Regions from separate parts of the Homo sapiens genome. Here region 1 is linked to region 2. Evidence: read pairs that join two places in POLR2A ChIA-PET (ENCODE). Cell type or tissue: A673. All regions are shown on one strand. Links, peaks and the distances in the headings refer to the core of each region. The heading gives the core; the rest is flanking DNA.

The links. ChIA-PET counts read pairs that join two places held together with the same protein. Peaks named below come from ENCODE experiments on the same cell type or tissue, not always from the same donor. Only the 100,000 strongest peaks of a DNase experiment are listed, where the experiment ranks them.
Region 1: POLR2A ChIA-PET joins it to region 2 with 6 read pairs; 2 of 35 experiments call an interaction of 5 or more read pairs at or near these places.

The regions. Positions count from the first base shown.
Region 1 is chr3:113,408,109-113,415,366 of GRCh38, forward strand. It overlaps CFAP44 (cilia and flagella associated protein 44), which reads right to left. Exons shown (of 35, transcript NM_001164496.2): 7 at 998-1,214. All of the region lies in intron 25 of SPICE1-CFAP44 (SPICE1-CFAP44 readthrough (NMD candidate)), which reads right to left. All of the region lies in intron 1 of CFAP44-AS1 (CFAP44 antisense RNA 1), which reads left to right. Among named protein-coding and RNA genes, the nearest start is that of CFAP44-AS1, 7.7 kb to the left of the region's middle. In A673, for the core only: CTCF peaks have their summits at 1,724 and 1,923; a DNase peak (open chromatin) is centred at 1,863; H3K27ac peaks cover 922 bases.
Region 2 is chr3:113,254,173-113,264,672 of GRCh38, forward strand. The region is part of intron 4 of BOC (BOC cell adhesion associated, oncogene regulated); the gene reads left to right. LOC124909409 (a long non-coding RNA gene) reads right to left here. Exons shown (of 2, transcript XR_007096006.1): 2 at 5,593-9,331. Among named protein-coding and RNA genes, the nearest start is that of BOC, 48 kb to the left of the region's middle. In A673, for the core only: no CTCF peak of the experiment used is centred there; no DNase peak of the experiment used is centred there; H3K27me3 peaks cover 49 bases.

The DNA of each region.
Region 1 (7,258 bases), core at 758-3,257, 150 kb after region 2:
AAAAGACCAGATTTAAATTGAGACAAGAGGAAGTCAGGATGGATAAAAATGTCTTTCTCTTAGAGACACTGATAATCAAGTTATGGGAAGCTCTGGGGTGGTAGAAGATTGTTACGCAAATGCATGAGACAAAGTGGAAGAAAGAGAGAGAAAGACAAGATCATTCCATCCCGGAAATAGACGAGGGTATGATATAATGAAAAGAGCATGGAGTTTGGAGCAAGACCTAAGATCAAGAGTAGGTTCTGCCACTGTTTCGTATTGAGTGTTCCTTGTCAGGAATGATAGTGTGATAATTCTTGTTTTACAGATGAAGACTGAGTTGCTACAAAAAAGAAATTCAGTAGTGGATGTGAAAGCTCAGTATGAATTTGGAAATACCATCCCAATGTTAGTTATTAAGACACTACATAAACTCTTTTAGGAGGTGGAGCCTATAAGAAGGCAGCAGGCTATATTTAAAAATCCTTATTTGGCTGGGCACAGTGGCTTACGCCTGCAATCCCAGCACTTTGGGAGGCTGAGGCGGGTGGATCACATGAGGTCAGGAGTTCGAGACCAGCCTGACCAACACGGAGAAACCCAACTCTACTAAAAATACAAAATTAGCCAAGCGTTGTGGTGGGTGCCTGTAGTCCCAGCTACTCAGGAGGCTGAGGCAGGAGAATCGCTTGAACCCAGGAGGCGGAGGTTGCAGTGAGCTGAGATCATGCCATTGCACTCCAGCCTGGGCAACAAAAGCGAAACTCCATTTCAAAAAAAAAAAAAAAAAAAGCCCTTATTTTATCTATGCTGTTTGCAGAAATAAAATCCCACATATCTAATTAGAAAAGGTGCATTACTAGTTAGCTTTTAAAATAACATATTTTTAAATAATTCTAATGTTAACCAAAACAGCAAAAAAAAAAAAAAAAAAAAAAAGTCTCCAGCTCTTAGATCCTCTTAGAAAAATACTCCTGTGATATCTACTGGCACCTCTATTGGTTACCCAACCTACTTGATGTGGCCTGATCCCGATGTAGTAAGCTGCTCTTCCTTATCAGGATTGAAAGTAACCTTAAAAACTTCCTGAGAAAAAGCTTTTGTCCTTAGTATGGGTTGTTCTTCTTTCCAGTTCCAGATAGTCAGTGTGTAGTCAGGGTTACTACCAACAGAGGCCAGCAAGTTACCGCTGTAGTTAAAGTCCACATAAGCATATCCCTTCTCAGTCCCATCTGGAAGGATAAATGGAAGCCTAATAAATAAGGACACATTTATTTCATTTTCAAAAACATATTGTAAAAAAAAGAGAGGGAGTCAGCCCATGGTGATGTAAGAATGCCAAGAATACCCTAAAGGAACAATTCCAAAAACATTCTCCATCTTTGGCTTTAGAATGAATTATGTTATATGAAAGGGGAGGGTAAAGAAGTCTTAATCACATATTGCATGAGAAAAACACTTTGAGAACATATTCCATTTTATGACTTGGGGAGAAACACAAACGCATATTAGATAGCAGTGTCAGAAACATTAAAACCAGAGTGACTCCATCTGGAATAGGAGCTGGGTAAAATGAGGCTGAGACCTACTGGGCTGCATTCCCAGGAGGTTGGGCTTTCTAACTCACCAGATCAGATAGGTGGTTGGCACAAGATACAGGTCAAAAGACCCAACTGATAAAACAGGATGTGGTAAATATGCTGGCCAAAACCCACCAGAATCAAGATGGTGATGAAAGCGACCTCTGGTCGTCCTCACTACTCATTATATGCTAATTATAATGCATTAATATGTTAAGGATACTCCCACCAGCACCATGACAGTTTATAAATACCATGGCCACATCAGTAAGTTACCTTATATGGCCTAAAAAGGGAGGAACCCTAAGTTCCAGGAATTGCCCACCCGTTTCCTGTCCGGAAACCTCATGAATAATCGACTCCTTGTTTAGCATATAATCAAGAATAACTATGAGTATTCTCAGCCAAGCAGCCCAAGCCACTGCTCTGCCTATGGAGTAGCCATTCTTTTATTCCTTTACTTTCTTAATAAACTTGTTTTCTTTTTTTTTTATTATACTTTAAGTTCTAGGGTACATGTGCACAACGTGCAGGTTTGTTACATATGTATACATGTGTCATGTTGGTGTGCTTCACCCATTAACTCAACATTTACATTAGGTATATCTCCTAATGCTATCCCTACCCCCTCTCCCACCCCACGACAGGCCCCGGTGTGTGATGTTCCCCTTCCTGTGTCCAAGTGTTCTCATTGGTCAATTCCCACCTATGAGTGAGAACATGCAGTGTTTGGTTTTTTGTCCTTGCAATAGTTTGCTCAGAATGATGGTTTCCAGCTTCACCCATGTCCCTGCAAAGGACATGAACTCATCCTTTTTTATGGCTGCATAGTATTCCATGGTTATATGTGCCACATTTTCTTAATCCCGTCTATCATTGATGGACATTTGGGTTGGTTCCAGGTCTTTGCTATTGTGAATAGTGCCACAATGAACATACATGTGCATGTGTCTTTATAGTAGCATGATTTATAATCCTTTGGGTATATACCCAGTAATGGGATGGCTGGGTCAAATGGTATTTCTAGTTGTAGATCCTTGAGGAATCACCACACTGTCTTCCACAATGGTTGAACTAATTTACACTCCCACCAGTAGTGTAAAAGCATTCCTATTTCTCCACATCCTCTCCAGCATCTGTTGTTTCCTGACTTTTTAATGATCACCATTCTAACTGGTGTGAGATGGTATCTCATTGTGGTTTTGATTTGCATTTCTCTGATGGCCAGTGATGATGAGCATTTTTTCATTTTGTCTGTTGGCTACATAAATGTCTTCTTTTGAGAAGTGTCTGTTCATATCCTTCACCCACTTTTTGATGGGGTTGTTTTTTTCTTGTAAATTTGTTTGAGTTCTTTGGAGATTCTGGATATTAGCCCTTTGTCAGATGAGTAGATTGCAAAAATTTTCTCCCATTCTGTAAGTTGCCTGTTCACTCTGATGGTAGTTTCTTTTGCTGTGCAGAAGCTCTTTAGTTTAATTAGATCCCATTTGTCAATTTTGGCTTTTGTTGCCATTGCTTTTGGTGTTTTACACATGAAGTCCTTGCCCATGCCTATTTCCTGAATGGTGTTGCCTAGGTTCTCTTCTAGGGTTTTTATGGTTTTAGGTCTAACAATTAAGTCTTTAATCCATCTTGAATTAATTTTTGTATAAGGTGTAAGGAAGGGATCCAGTTTCAGCTTTCTACATATGGCTAGCCAGTTTTCCCAGCACCATTTATTAAATAGGGAATCCTTTCCCCATTTCTTGTTTTTGTCAGGTTTGTCAAAGATCAGATGGTTGTAGATGTGTGGTATTATTTCTGAGGGCTCTGTTCTGCTCCATTGGTCTATATATCTGTTTTAGTACCAGTACCATGCTGTTTTGGTTACTGTAGCCTTGTAGTATAGTTTGAAGTTAGGTAGCATGATACCTCCAGCTTTGTTCTTTTGGCTTAGGATTGTCTTGGCAATGTGGCCTTTTGGTTCCATATGAACTTTAAGGTAGTTTTTTCCAATTCTATGAAGAAAGTCATTGGTAGCTTGATGGGGATGGCATTGAATCTATAAATTACCTTGGGCAGTATGGCCATGTTCATGATATTGATTCTTCCTATCCATGAGCATGGAATGTTCTTCCATTTGTTTGTGTCCTCTTTTAATTCATTGAGCAGTGGTTTGTAGTTCTCCTTGGAGAGGTCCTTCACATCCCTTGTAAGTTGGATTCCTAGGTATTTTATTCTCTTTGAAGCAATTGTGAATGGGAGTTCACTCATGATTTGGCTCTCTGTCTGTTATTGGTGTATAAGAATGCTTGTGATTTTTGCACACTGATTTTGTATCCTGAGACTTTGCTGAAGTTGCTTATCAGCTTAAGCTATTCATGACAAACCCACAGCCAATATCATATTGAATGGGCAAAAACTGGAAGCATTCCCTTTGAAAACTGGCACAAGACAGGGATGCCCTCTCTCACCACTCCTATTCAACACAGTGTTGGAAGTTCTGGCCGGGCAATCAGGCAAGAGAAAGAAATAAAAGGAATTCAATTAGGAAAAGAGGAACTCAAATTGTCCCTGTTTGCAGATGACATGGTTGTATATTAGAAAACCCCATCGTCTCAGCTTAATAAACTTGTTTTCATTTTACTCTATGGATTCACCTCAAATTATTTCTTGCACAAGGTCTAAGAACCCTCTCTTGGGGTCTGGATCGGGACCCCTTTTCCATGACAATTCCATTAAATATATCTCTTTTATTTCTTCTAAAAAAAAAAAGATACATGTGCAGAACGTGCAAGTTTGTTACATAGGTATATGTGTGCCATGGTGGTCTGCTGCACCTATTGACCTGTCCTCTAAGTTCCTTCCCCTCACCCCCACCCCCCAACAGGCCCTGGTGTGTGTTGTTCCCCTCTCTGTGTCCATGTGTTCTCAATCTTCAACTCCCATTTATGAGTCAGAACACACAGCATTTGGTTTTCTGTTCCTGTGTTAGTTTGCTGAGGATGATGGCTTCCAGCTTCATCCATGTCCCTGCAGAGGACATGATCTCATTCCTTTTTATGGCTACATAGTATTCCATGATGTATATGTACCACATTTTCTTCATCCAGTCTATCATTGATGGGCACTTGGGTTGGTTCCACGTCTTTGCTATTGTAAATAGTGTTGTAATAAACATACGTGTGCATGTCTCTTTACAGCAGAATGATTTATATTCCTTTGGGTATATAACCAGTAATGGTATTGCTGGGTCAAATGGCATTTCTGGTTGTAGATCCTTGAGGAATCGCCATACTGTCTTCAACAATGGTTGAATTAATTTACATTCCCACCAAAAGTGTAAAAGCATTCCTATTTCTCCAGAGCCTCGCCAGCATCTACTGTTTCCTGACTTTTTAATAATTGCCATTCTGACTGGCATGAGATGGTATCTCATTGTAGTTTTGATTTGCATTTCTCTGATGATCAGTGATGTTGAGCTTTTTTTCATATGCTTGTTGGCTGCATAGATGTATTCTTTTGAGAAGTATCTGTTCATATCCTTTGCCCACTTTTTGATGGAATTTTTTTTTCTTGTAAACATGTTTAAGTTCCTTGTAAATTCTGGATATTAGACCTTTGTCAGATGGGTAGATTGCAAAAATTTTCTCCCTCTCTGTAGGTTGCTTGTTCACTCTAATGATAGTTTATTTTGCTGTGCAGAAGCTCTTTAGTTTAATTAACTCTCTTTTGTCAATTTTGGCTTTTGTTGCAATTGCTTTTGGCTTTTTTGTCATGAAGTCTTTGCCCATGCCTATGTCCTGAATGGTATTGCCTAGGTTTTCTTCTAGGGTTTTTATGGTTTTGGATTTTACATTTAAGTCTTTAATCCATCTTGAGTTAATTTTTGTATAAGGTGTAAGGAAGAGGTCCAGTCTCAGTTTCCTGCATTTGACTAGCCACTTTTCCCAGCACCACTTACTGAATAGGAAATCCTTTCCCCGTTGCTTGTTTTTGTCAGGTTTGCCAAAGATCAGATGTGTGGTGTTATTTCTGAGGTCTCTGTTCTGCTCCATTGGTCTATATGTCTGTTTTGGTACCAGTACCATGCTGTTTTGTTTACTGTAGCCTTGTAGTATAGTTTGAAGTCAGGTAGTGTGATGCCTCCAGCTTTGTTCTTTTTGCTTAGGACTGTCTTGACTGTATGGGGTCTTCTTTGATTCCACGTGAAACTTAAAATCACTTTTTCTAATTCTGTGAAGAATGCTAATGGTAGTTTGATGGGAATAGCATTGAATCTATAAATTACTTTGGGCAGTATGGCCATTTTCACAACATTGATTCTTTCTATCCATGAGCATGAATGTTTTTCCGTTTGTTTGTGTCCTCTCTTACTTCCTTGAGCAGTGGTTTGTAGTTCTCCTTGAAGAGGTCCTTCACATCCCTTGTTAGTTGTATTCCTAGGTATTTTATTCTCTTTGTAGTGATTGTGAATGGAAGTTCATTCATGATTTGGCTCTCTGCTTGTCTATTGTTGATGTATAGGAATGCTTGTGATTTTTGCACATTGATTTTGTATCCTGAGACTTTGCTGAAGTTGCTTATCAGCTTAAGGAGATTTTGGGCTGAGATGATGGGGTTTTCTAAATATAAAGTCATGTCATCTGCAAACAGTGACAACTTGACTTCCTCTCTTCCTATTTGAATACGCTTCATTTCTTTCTCTTGCCTGATTTCCCTGTCCAGAACTTCCAATACTATGTTGAATAGGAGTGGTGAGAGAGGGCATCCTTGTCTTGTACCAGTTTTCAAAGAGAATGCTTCCAACTTTTGCCCATTCAATATGATATTGGCTGTGGGTTTGTCATAAATAGCACTTATTATTTTAAGATATATTCCATCAATACCTAGTTTATTGAGAGTTTTTGAAATGAAGGGATGTTAAATTTTGTTGAAGGCCTTTTCTGCATCTATTGAGATAATCATGTGGTTTTTGTCTTTGGTTCTGTTTATGTGATGGATTACGTTTATTGATCTGTGTATGTTGAACCAGCCTTGCATACCAGGGATGAAGGCGGCGTGATCATGGTGGATACGTTTTTCGATGTGCTGCTGGATTTGGTTTGCCAGTATTTTATTGAAGATTTTTGCATCGATGTTCATCAGGGATATTGGCCTGAGGTTTTCTTTTTTTTGTTATGTCTCTTTCCGGTTTTGGTATCAGGATGATGCTGGCTTCGTAAAATGAGTTAGGAAGGAGTCTCTCCTTTTCAAATGTCTGGAATAGTTTCAGAAGGAATGGTACCAGCTCCTCTTTGTATTTCTAGTAGAATTCTGCTGTGAATCTATCTGGTCCTGGAGTTTTTTTTGGTTGGTAGGCTATTAATTACTGCCTCAATTTCAGAGCATGTTATTGGTCTATTCAGGGATTCAACTTCTTTCTGGTTTAGCCTTGGTAGGGTGTATGCATCCAGGAATTTATCCATTTCTTCTAGATTTTCTAGTTTATTTGCATAGAGGTATCTATGGTATTCTCTGATGGTAGTCTGTATTTCTGTGGGTTCAGTGGTGATTTACCCTTTATTACTTTTTATTGCATCTATTTGATTCTTCTCTTCCTTCTTCCTTATTAGTCTAGCTAGTGGTGTACCTATGTTGTTAATTTTTTCAAAAAAACAGCTCCTGGATTCATTGATTTTTTTGGAGGGTTTTTCTGTCTCTATCTCCTTCTG
Region 2 (10,500 bases), core at 3,379-5,878:
GCACAGTAAGAGAAGAAGGGGCTTGTGCAGAAGCCGAGCTGGGCTTATTTGAAAGCCAAGAACTATTGGCTTGTCATTTAGACATGAATCAGAAGGCAAAATGTTTGGGCCTGACTAGAAAGAAGAAGTGCTGAAAGTTGAGAGAGCAGGCATGGGGGGCTGTGTCATGAAAAAGAGGGAGTTGGTGGAGTGGAACTGCAAAGCTTGGAGGAGGCAGCAACGAGGTGGCGGGAAGGTGGGTGGGGGCAAGTGAAAGGGGTGCTGTCTTTGGGTTAATGCCATTAGGGGATCTGGCCCAGACGCAGCAGTAGATTAAGTTTCTGAAAGCACATTCCTGAGCAGAATAGGGGCTGTGTTTTGCTGGTTGGCTGATGTATGAGGGAGGCCAAGTGGTAGACGGGATTACCGAAGGCACGGTCTGCATTTAGAGGAAAGACTGGGCAGCGGCGTGCCGGTGCACACGCATGCACACCCACACACACTCAGCATGGTAGGCTTCCTTTTCCTCTGGCCTCTTCTCCACGCTGTCCCATGTTCATCCTCGCACAAAGCAGTTGCTGTCTGGCCTACCTGGCAAGATGCCACCTCCTGCATCCACCCTTTAGAAGGGTCATGGGGCTATAGGTCATGGGGCTTAGGACCAGGCTTGAGGATTCAGGGGTGGAGGGGAGGCCTCTAGCAGAATAATTTTCTGGTCCAGTGTTGGAAGCTGGAGGGTCCACTTGTACTTCACCCTGACCAGGTGACATCATCTTTTGATTTTCGGTAAAATGGAGCCAGAGGTCAAATCAACTGAAGAGTCTCACCTGCACTCTCTCCCTCCCTCCACCCCAGGTTGTCCTGGCCATGTGGGTAATGGCTGCTGCATGCTCTGTGGAGGTGCCCATCTCGCTGTCCTCTGAAGAGTTTTTTATTTCCTATTTAACCTAAACTTTAAAAAAAAAAGAAAAACTTTCTTGCTGCCAATGCCCTGCTTCAGATCATCTTGTCTAATTCTTGGTTTTTGAAATGCTTTTAACTTTGAACTCCTTCCTTTCACTTCCCTTTCCCTTTTCACAAGCCTCACACCAGGCAGCCAACCGCTCTACACAGCTCAGCTGTTCCCAGTCTGCTCCTGAACCAACAGCAGACCCTGCCAGGGAGCACTCCACTCCTTCTTACTGGACCCTGAGTTCCACCTCAGGCCTGTTCTCAACACAGTATGGCAAGGAGTCACAACCGACTCATCAGAGCTGGCAGTGGAAAAGCTGTTCTCAATCCCTTACCTCTAACAGTCAACCATTAATAATTGTTTATTTTTAACTTTTAAGATTTTTTGATAATTTTATTCTCCCAATTCTCCCATCATCCCTAGGTCCCACTGGTAGCTGGAAATAAAACAGGTGGTAACCAGGTAGCTACCTATAATTCTAAACTTGGGAATTTTAGTCCTCAAGTTAATGTGAAGTCTTAAGCTGCAGCCGGTATAATTGAGAACAGATCGGTCACCGCTCCTTAAGGCCTCCTAGCGCCAAGGCCAGGCATATACTCCTGAATGGTCCTGTCTCTGGCATCAGAGATCAGCAGGCAAGGTGGCTGACAAGAAAGGAAGGAGTCCCCCTCGCCACTCAACCTCATGAATCTCTGACTTTGAGAAAATGTCCAAAGTGACCAGGGGCCCTTTGTTACCATAATTTAATTTAACCCATGAATAAAATGAAGGGCCAAACTGGTATAATGGAAAAAACAAGAAGCTAAAAAAAATTTTTAAATTCTGGGTTTAAGCCTTAGCTCTGCCATTTAAGTGTTCCATGACTTTGAGCAAATCACTTGGTCTTTAGACTGACTGCCACAGCTGTGAAATGAACACAGTAATTACATCACCAGTCTCATGGGTTTTTTGAGGATAAATGGGAGAATGTATAATATTAGTATTTGAGAGCATTTTAGAAATCCCAGGCTTTATTTGTTCGCCCATGTGGTTGTCAAACATTTCTGGAGTGTCTCCTTTCTGGAGGCTCTAAAGCCCGTGTCCAGCCCTGTACTGCCCAGTTCCATTCTGGGAGTGACCCTTAGGAAGACAGTCCAGAGGGTGGCAGAGCTTCCAGTCATAACCAGAACCAATAGAGGGCTGGCTTCTTATAAAGAGAGAACTAACCCATTCCTGTGACTTTCTTAGTTCCTTATATACATGTGCTCTCTAACTCAGATTCCCACCCCAGCCGCCTTCAGGAGCAGCCACGGTGTCATGGTGCATTGTCAGTGTAGCCCGCAGAGCTGCTCACTGATGCTCCTGTGGGTTCACTGCTGCCCACTCAACTGCTGCCGTATACAGACAGCTGTTGTTTTGCACTGACAGGCTGGGCTGACCCTGGCCTTCAGCATGGTGAATCTTACAAACAGAAGCTATGTCTCTTTGCTCAGCTCCCCTAACCGCTAATTCCCATCACACACTTCACTAAGGTCACCTAGGTTCTGACTGTGAACTAGAATAGTCCATAGTCCATTAAGGACCATTGTAGCGATTTCTTTCTTAAAATATTTCTAGCTTCCTTTATCTCTGTATTAGGGTTCTCCAGAGAAGCAGAACCAATAATACATATATGTGTGTGTGTGTGTATATATATATGTATAATATATTTAATTTTGTATATGTATAATTATATATTATACAAAGATTTATTTTAAAGAGTTAGCTCATGCAGGCTGTAGATTCAGGTAAGAATTGATATTGCAGTCTTAGGGTAAAAGCAGGAAACTCAGGCATATTTTCTGTGTTGTGTTCTTCTCTGGAAAACATGTCTTTGCTATTAATACCCTCAATGATCAAATGAGGCCTATCCCCACTAGGGAGGGTAATTATTTTCTCAAAGTAAAAGATTGTCTAGCAAAGTTGACACATGAAATTAACCATCACAGTCCCCTACTGTCCACCTGAAATACACCACCTGCCTGGAGTTCTTTTGGAATATGTCTCTTTGGAGACAATGTGAAGAAATTAGATTCTCCCTAAGTCCAGCTCCCAGAATCATTAATGGCACCTTTAGACGGAGATGTTTCCACGCTGCCAGGACAATGGTTATTCCTTAACCTTTATGGAGCCATGAGCTCCATTCAAACCTCTGGATGCTTTGGATTTCAACCTTGGGTGGAGCTGACCATTGGAAGATGCAGACACAGAGACCCTGTTGCCCCAGCCCCTACCAGAGATGCATTCACTGGTTGCAGAAACAGCTTCATGAAGTCCTCTCACCTTGGCAGAGGCATATTGTTTGGATTCTCTTTGGCCACAGGTGTCTCAGAGCAAAATTGTGGTTTAATTTGGGCTATCTTATTAAGACTATCCTTTCCTAATTTTCCCCTAGTCTTGATTTTTAAATATATATATAAAACCTATGTCTTGATTTTTTCTCAAGATTTTTTTTTCTCAACTCCTCTGTGAAGTGTAGGGGTGGAGAGGATGAGAGAAGAAACAAGCAAGCAAGAACTCAATTAATAAAATAATTTATCTTTCATTTCCAACAGTCATTATAATTTTCTTCCCAGAATATATTTTCTTACTACAATTAACAATCTACCTCTTTAATTTAATTTTGTCCTCAATACCTTACAACTTAATGCATTCTATTTCTAAAGGCTTCTATTAAATAAGGCAAGACCAAAATTCATGAGTCCCACTTGAAAAACAGCAAAGCACTCATTCTCCAGTGCTGACTCCTATATTTGGATGTTTTGGAGGTTGGTGCCCTAAGAATTGGGAACATTTAGAATTTCTAACAGAGCACAGTAAGATCTGGTCCTGGCCATTGAACATCTCTCAGTCTAATGGAGAAGGTGGACTTTGTTAACACATTAGTCATAAAGCAAGCCAGCCCCATGAGTTGCCCGCCAGAAATGTGAACAGATTTTAATGGGAGCTCGGAGGCTAGCAAGGATTCATTTCCATTTCAGGGGATTGCGGAAGACTCAGCAGTTGAGCCTTGAAGAATGTGTACAAGACAACCTTGATTTTTAATTTCTGAGTCCTCACATACCTTTCTCAGACCTTTAAAAACCAAATTCAGCTCTTAACATTGTGTATTCAGACCTAGGCCCAGTTCAGTTTCTCGGATGGCACCGATACTGCCATAGAAAGTTTTATTTCCATAGTGAGATATTTCCATGGTGAGCTCAATCGAATTCTTAATCTAGCCACCAGGTGATTGTCTCTCTCTCTCCATCCTGTTCCCCGCTCACCCCATTTCTTAACTGTTTCTCATCTCTTTTCTCTTTGGGTATGAACATTTTCTGATTAAGAAAGAAACTTAGAGTGTTTTTTCCAGTACTCCCCACTTCCGCCCCCGTCTGGTTCAGTTAGCCAGTGACTCCCTGACAAAACAGGAGGAGCCATTCGCTCCAAATTGGAAAAACATTTATGTGTTGGCTTGGGCATCAGGGAATCCTGTACAAGCTTTTTGCTTTGGGATGAAGGGATGGCAGTGAGAAGGGTTGTAGGGAAAGAAAACACAGGTGGCTTCCTAAGCTGCCCCAGGAGGGGAAGGAGATTTGCAGCTGGGGCAGAGTGTGAGCCTGCTTTGGCTGGGAGAGACAGAGACAGCTCCACACAGGGGAATGGAGTTGGAAAAGGAGAGCCAGCTTGAAATTTAGTTGTTCCATACCATAAGTTATGTGTATTTTACTTTGACACTTGGGCAAGAAAATTATTGAAAGATGGCTGAGATCTAAAAGGTGCCTGAGCAACTTGAGCATCTTAATAGGAAATGAATAAGGAATACCTTATAGCTTTAGGACAAAGTTACATCAACGCTTTCTGTTTTCTACTGGATGCAGGCAGAAATTAATAGCTCACTAGAATTATCCCTGATATTCTGGTGAAATCTTCAAATGGCATTGGCTACACTAGTCCTATTAGCCCTGGTGCAAGTACCCAGACAGATCCGTGGTGTAAGTTCTGCTCAGAGCATCTTGGCAGCAAATGTCTGCCCCAAACAGCCAGGAGTCCCATTCTATATTTATCAGAGGTCACTATTTACCAAACAGACCTCAGGTTCATAGTGCATCTTCTACCAAGGACACCCTTAAGGACTCTTAACCCACTCCACCCTTGTCCTCAATTCATTCTTTGCACTCACAGCCAAATGCTTAAATACAATACTGGGTTCATTTTCTAAGCTAAGAGAAAAGGGAAGGGCTGTGTAGTATGTTGATTCAGTGAGCCAAAACACAGTTTGAGGAGCCTTTTGCACCAGAAGCCAAGGGAAAGATTGATTTGCCGGCTTGAAATCACTGGACTCCTTTAAGGAGCATGGTGCAAGATGCTTTCTTTAGAACAAAAAAGAAAACCAAGAGAGCAAATGAGTCCTTGGTTCCCTCATTTTTTAAAAACAGCTTCACACCTCAGCATCCCCTGTTTCTCGTGTGTGTGTGGAAAAGTTGAGCAATTTCTACTTTGACTTTGTTTTTAGACTTTCAGCCATTTTTGGAGTCTGGTAATAATCTTGAGCTCTATAGAACAGTGAGTCTGTCCTGCAAATAGACGTAGTGTTCACATCCAAATTAAAGGATGATCACTTCATAATGAGAAAAAATGTAAACAAAAGGAAAAAAACTTGCTGAAGTAGAAACAGCATTTATTTTCCTATAGGGAGAATTGTGATTAATAGTGAGGTGCTTACAGCCTTTCCCTCAGGCCCACTTTCCATCGCGCACTTTCTCCTAGCTTTCAGAATGGTGGTCCCTCAGCTGGCAGCATCTTCCTCTCCATCTCCGTCCTCAGAAAGTTCCCACCTCTGTTGGGTTACTAATTCCTTCTCAGTTTTCAAGACTCAGGTATCTTCTCTAGGAATGTTTCTTGACCCCTTCAACTTCCAAGTCTAGAGTAGGTTCTCTTCCCGGCTTCCTTAGTACCTTGGGTTTGCTTCCACAGCCCTTTCTTGCCTCTCTATCTGGAGGGTAGGAACTGTTATTATGCATCTGTGTCCACAGTGCTGTCCACGGGGCCTGGCACACCATAGGCCTTCTGTGAATGTCATGAAAGAGGAAGACTCCCAGATAAAACATGTTTGAGGTCTAGAAGATGAAAAAGGGCATACACAGGGTAAATTAACAATTTCTGAATTTCCTTTTCAAATTCTGATATATTTAAAGTTTTCAAGAAGTATATAAGAAAGGATAAAGCAGGGACTCAGGATACAAAGAGGTTGAAGATACAAATGGATTCAAGAAAGACTTAGAAAAATTGATGAATGTCAGAAGCATAAAACAACATTGGAAAGAAACTGAGATGTTTGGAGGAAATTCTGGAACCTCAGGGAGATGCCAGTGAATTTGGCTCCATGACCTAACACAGGGGTCCCCAACCCCCAGGCAGCAGACCAGTACCGTTCCATGGTGGTGCATGGCCTGTTAGGAACAGGGTCACACAGCAGGAGGTGAGCGGTGGACCAGCAAGCATTACCATCTGAACACCACCTCCTGTCAGATCAGCAGTGGCATTAGATTCTATTAGAATAGAATAGAACAGAACAGAACAGAACAGAACAGAACAGAACAGAACAGAACAGAACAGAAAGAACAGAACAGAACAGAACAGAACAGAACAGGTTTTCACCATTCAATAGAATAGGGTTCACCATTAGAGGGTGAACCCTACTGTGAACTGTGCATGCGAGGGATTTAGGAGGTTGTGCGCCCCTTATGAGAATCTAACTAATGTCTATTGATTTGAGGTGGAACAGTTTTATCCCAAAACCATCCCCCCCAGTCTCCCCACCCATGGTCCATGGAAAAATTGTCTTCCATGAAACCCGTCCCTGATGCCAAAAAGGTTGGGGACCACTGTCCTCACATATACCTCAAGGGGCATTTTGGAGTGGGTGGATGGGATTGGTGCCACCGAGGCTGATGGGAGTATGCAGTTTCCAGGTGTGTGGGAAGAAAAAGCAGGCCCCACTGCCCCGTCTCTCCCACCTGGAGTTCTGTTCATCACAGCCACACCAAAGTGCTCATCCCCATTCTTTCTCTCAGCTCCTCAGCCTCCGCTTTCTCTCCTCCCTCTCTTCTTGCACAGGCTGCCAGCCCTTCCAAAGCCTGTGCCAGGATCCAGCTCTGGCTCTGATGAGTCCAGACCACCAGGACTCACATTAATTTTCCCACTGCTAAGTTTATAGTTTGTATTTGGTTGATCAGAGAAATATGTGTGATGTGGGTTGCTGGCAAGTAAATCTTTTTTTCCTTCTGCTCTTTCTTCAGTATATTTTTTTTCTAACTATTTCATTCCTTCATCTAGTCCAAAAGAAACTCCCCAGTTCTGCTAACCAGCCCTACCTCAGAGCGGCCCTGAAGTCGGGTAGATGAGATGGTCTACAGACCAGACATCTGTGTTCATCTGGCTGCCAGACCCAGTGGAGACATGGCTCCATCCTTGACTTGTCTTTGAGGATTAATCGCATTTCTCGTTCTCTTATGTCTTTTTTAAAAATGAAGTATTTTTAATTGGTTCAAGCCAAGAAATTCCTGAAGCCTCAGGCCAATTCATTGCAAATCATTTAATGACATTGCAAAATAGGTTCTTTTTAGTCTCTCTCCTTCTTCCTCTCCCACTCCTCCCTTCTGGCCTGCTTTCCCCTCCTGCCCACCCCCAGATTTCTCTCTCCTGTCTTGACTTTGATTTTCAGCCCTCATCCCCCAGTCTCTTTCATCTCTTCCCCAATCCCAGCTTTCTTCCACTGCTCAAATCTGGGTGTAAATCCCACCTCAACTGAAAGGAAAAGAAAGAAACAAGATTTAACAACTAATGTGCTTGGCATCTACAAAGGTTTGTTTTTTTTTTTAATTCTTCTTCTTCCTCCCCATGGAAACTGTTTTCTTTAAATAAAAAAGAGCATGCCTTGCTTTCATCAGAAAGTGTGTTTGAGAAATTTCATGTCATGTTTCCATGGTTGTCAGGAGAGAGCTTGGGAGCCAAAATTATTTGTGCAATTGGACAGGCAGAAAAAAATCCCAAAGACAGCAAACATATTTATCCAGTCTCCCTGCCTGCAAAGGGAGGAGCAGTACTCACTCTGCCAACTGTGTTTCTAAGTGTCTCTGTAGATTACAGTGTTGACTTAGGCTGGAGTGCTGGTGGAGGTGGTGAGGACTACGCTGGAGAACACCACGCTTGTGAATTATTGTGTCCTGCCTTGTCTATGTGATTGAAAGCTCCCTGTGGTTAGGAGCTATGTCTTTTCTTCTTTGTATTTTCTGCAGTGCTTGGCATAATAGACAATTCTGCAGCACCTGGCTTGCTAAATGAATGACTCAATGATGACCAGAGGGATGGTATTTTACCAAATGCTGGTTTTGTCCCGCTTTGTGGGCTGCAGGGGGTCTATGTGCCAGGGCTAAAATACTTAGTCACTACCCCAAATGCATGGCTTCTGAGATGCCTGCCCAGCCCACAGTAAACCCCAACCACTCACCAGGTGCCAGGCTTTCTGACCTCATGAGAGCACAATGAGGCTCCAGCCTTCTGTTTCTGTAGTTGTCCCACATCCTCAGCAGAAAACTGCCATGGCGTTTCACTTGCAGATCATTTTATTTCAGAGGAATAACCTTGGGGTCATGCCAAGCTATGGTCCCTCAAGTGACTTGGGGGTTGAGAATTGTGTTGGGACTTTTTGTCCATCAATGAAGCAGTTTGGGACACAGGAGAGCCCCCATATTGTCCAGGGGCAACATAGTGAGGAGTGTCAGGGACCCTTTGTCTTCTCAGACTCTACAGCCAAGTCTGTCTGATAGCCATGAGCCAGAAGCTCAACCAGAGAAAACTCTTAGTGACTTTACTTCTCCTGCACCTCGGGTGTCTCTCAAAAAGGGACTGAGGTGCAGGGAAGGACCAAAGGATCAGCATGCCACTGAGTAGTGCTCCAGTAGAGCAGAATCCTTTGTGCCTTGTAGCATTAGCCACAGATGCAGCAAGCTGCCACAGGGACAAGTTGAGGCTTGGAGGTTGTGACAGTTGGGGAATAGAATTATCCATCAGTCCAGAAACCTGCCAGTGGCCCTGAGGCTGCTAAGTCATCCTGGCAGCATTGCCACATGAGCCCCATGCGGTGCCCCGTGACCTAATGGATCCCATCCAGACCTCTGTAGAGGAATGCAGGCTTGTCCTGTGATCCCCAGGAACAGGCAGGAGGGTAGGACAGGACTGTGCATGAGAAGTACCTGCAGGGGTAAAAGGCCAAAGTTTCTTTAAGCATTCAGCAGAGCTCATGGATATGGGGATATTGGTAACTCCATGAAGCATCCAGCGGATGGTGGCGTCTTACTTCTCTTCTTACTTCAAACAGAATCGAACTTCAATTTGCAGCTTAAAGGAGAATGCAGGAGAAGATTGAATGAATAACTCCCTTGGAAGTGATTGATAGGTTTATGGATTACACCTGGGGCATTTAACTGAGACCCAACACATCCTGTAGTTGGACACGTAAAGTCCATGAAAATTGGGGGATAAGCTTACAATTAATATTTGACAATTTGTGTTATGAGAATGCATGAACATACACCAAATACTGTAATTTAATTCATAGCTCTGCCAAGCCTTTTATTAATAAAGGAAAGATAGAGACTAGAAGGTGGTGAGAAAGAAATTCAAGAGACATTCAAGATAAAATGTGCCAATTTGCGGTTTCACATGTGATCTGCTGATGGCAGCCACATCTATGTACCTTTGACAGTCTAATTTGCTTTCTGTTTTTCCCATAGCCAAAAGGGTCTGTGCCTGATGTGCCCTTTGAATGTGAAGAGAACACAGAGTACATCACATGATGTGTGTCTGAACACATCCCTGTAGCCTCTGTGTTCAGACAGCCTACAGAAGTGATGTATCAGAGTGTACGTATTCCCTTTGGAAACTGAGCTCCCAGAAGGAAGGAACTGGGCCGGGTTCTATATGGAGCCTAAAATATCATGGGCTTTCTCAGAAATCACAAAGCTCTGTGACAAGTAAATAAGGTCAGTAAACTCAGAGATGGCCCCAAAGACCAGGACTTCTGACCTGTTGGGAGCTGAGAAACAAAAGTGGGTCTACTAGCGTTTGATTAATGCGGACAAGTTAATGAAGTAGCTGGAAAATGCACAAAGAGAGGATGCAAAAGAAGGGTGCGAGGGGAGGGAAGGTAAGAGGATTAAAGCTGCAAAAACATTCCTCTAATGGATTTCTCAAACACACCAGCCAACAGGCAAGGGCAGGTGTCCTGTCAAACCATTTCCCCATGAAACCTGATCCATCTTTCTGCAGCGGAGGCCTGCTAACCCTATTTGTAATTGAAGGGCCTGTCCCTTATTTCCAGTGAAGCACACTGAGCAGCCTAGGGACTCGGCCAGGAAACCAGCTTTGCAGACAAAGGGGCCTGGGAACAGGCTGGTTTCCTTCATATGCGCCAGCTAGAGCTCCTCTCTGCATCTGCCCCATCTGATGGCTGGTTAGGCTCTTATTGATCATGAACTCCCCACCCCTCCCTGGCCCCCTTCCTGTCC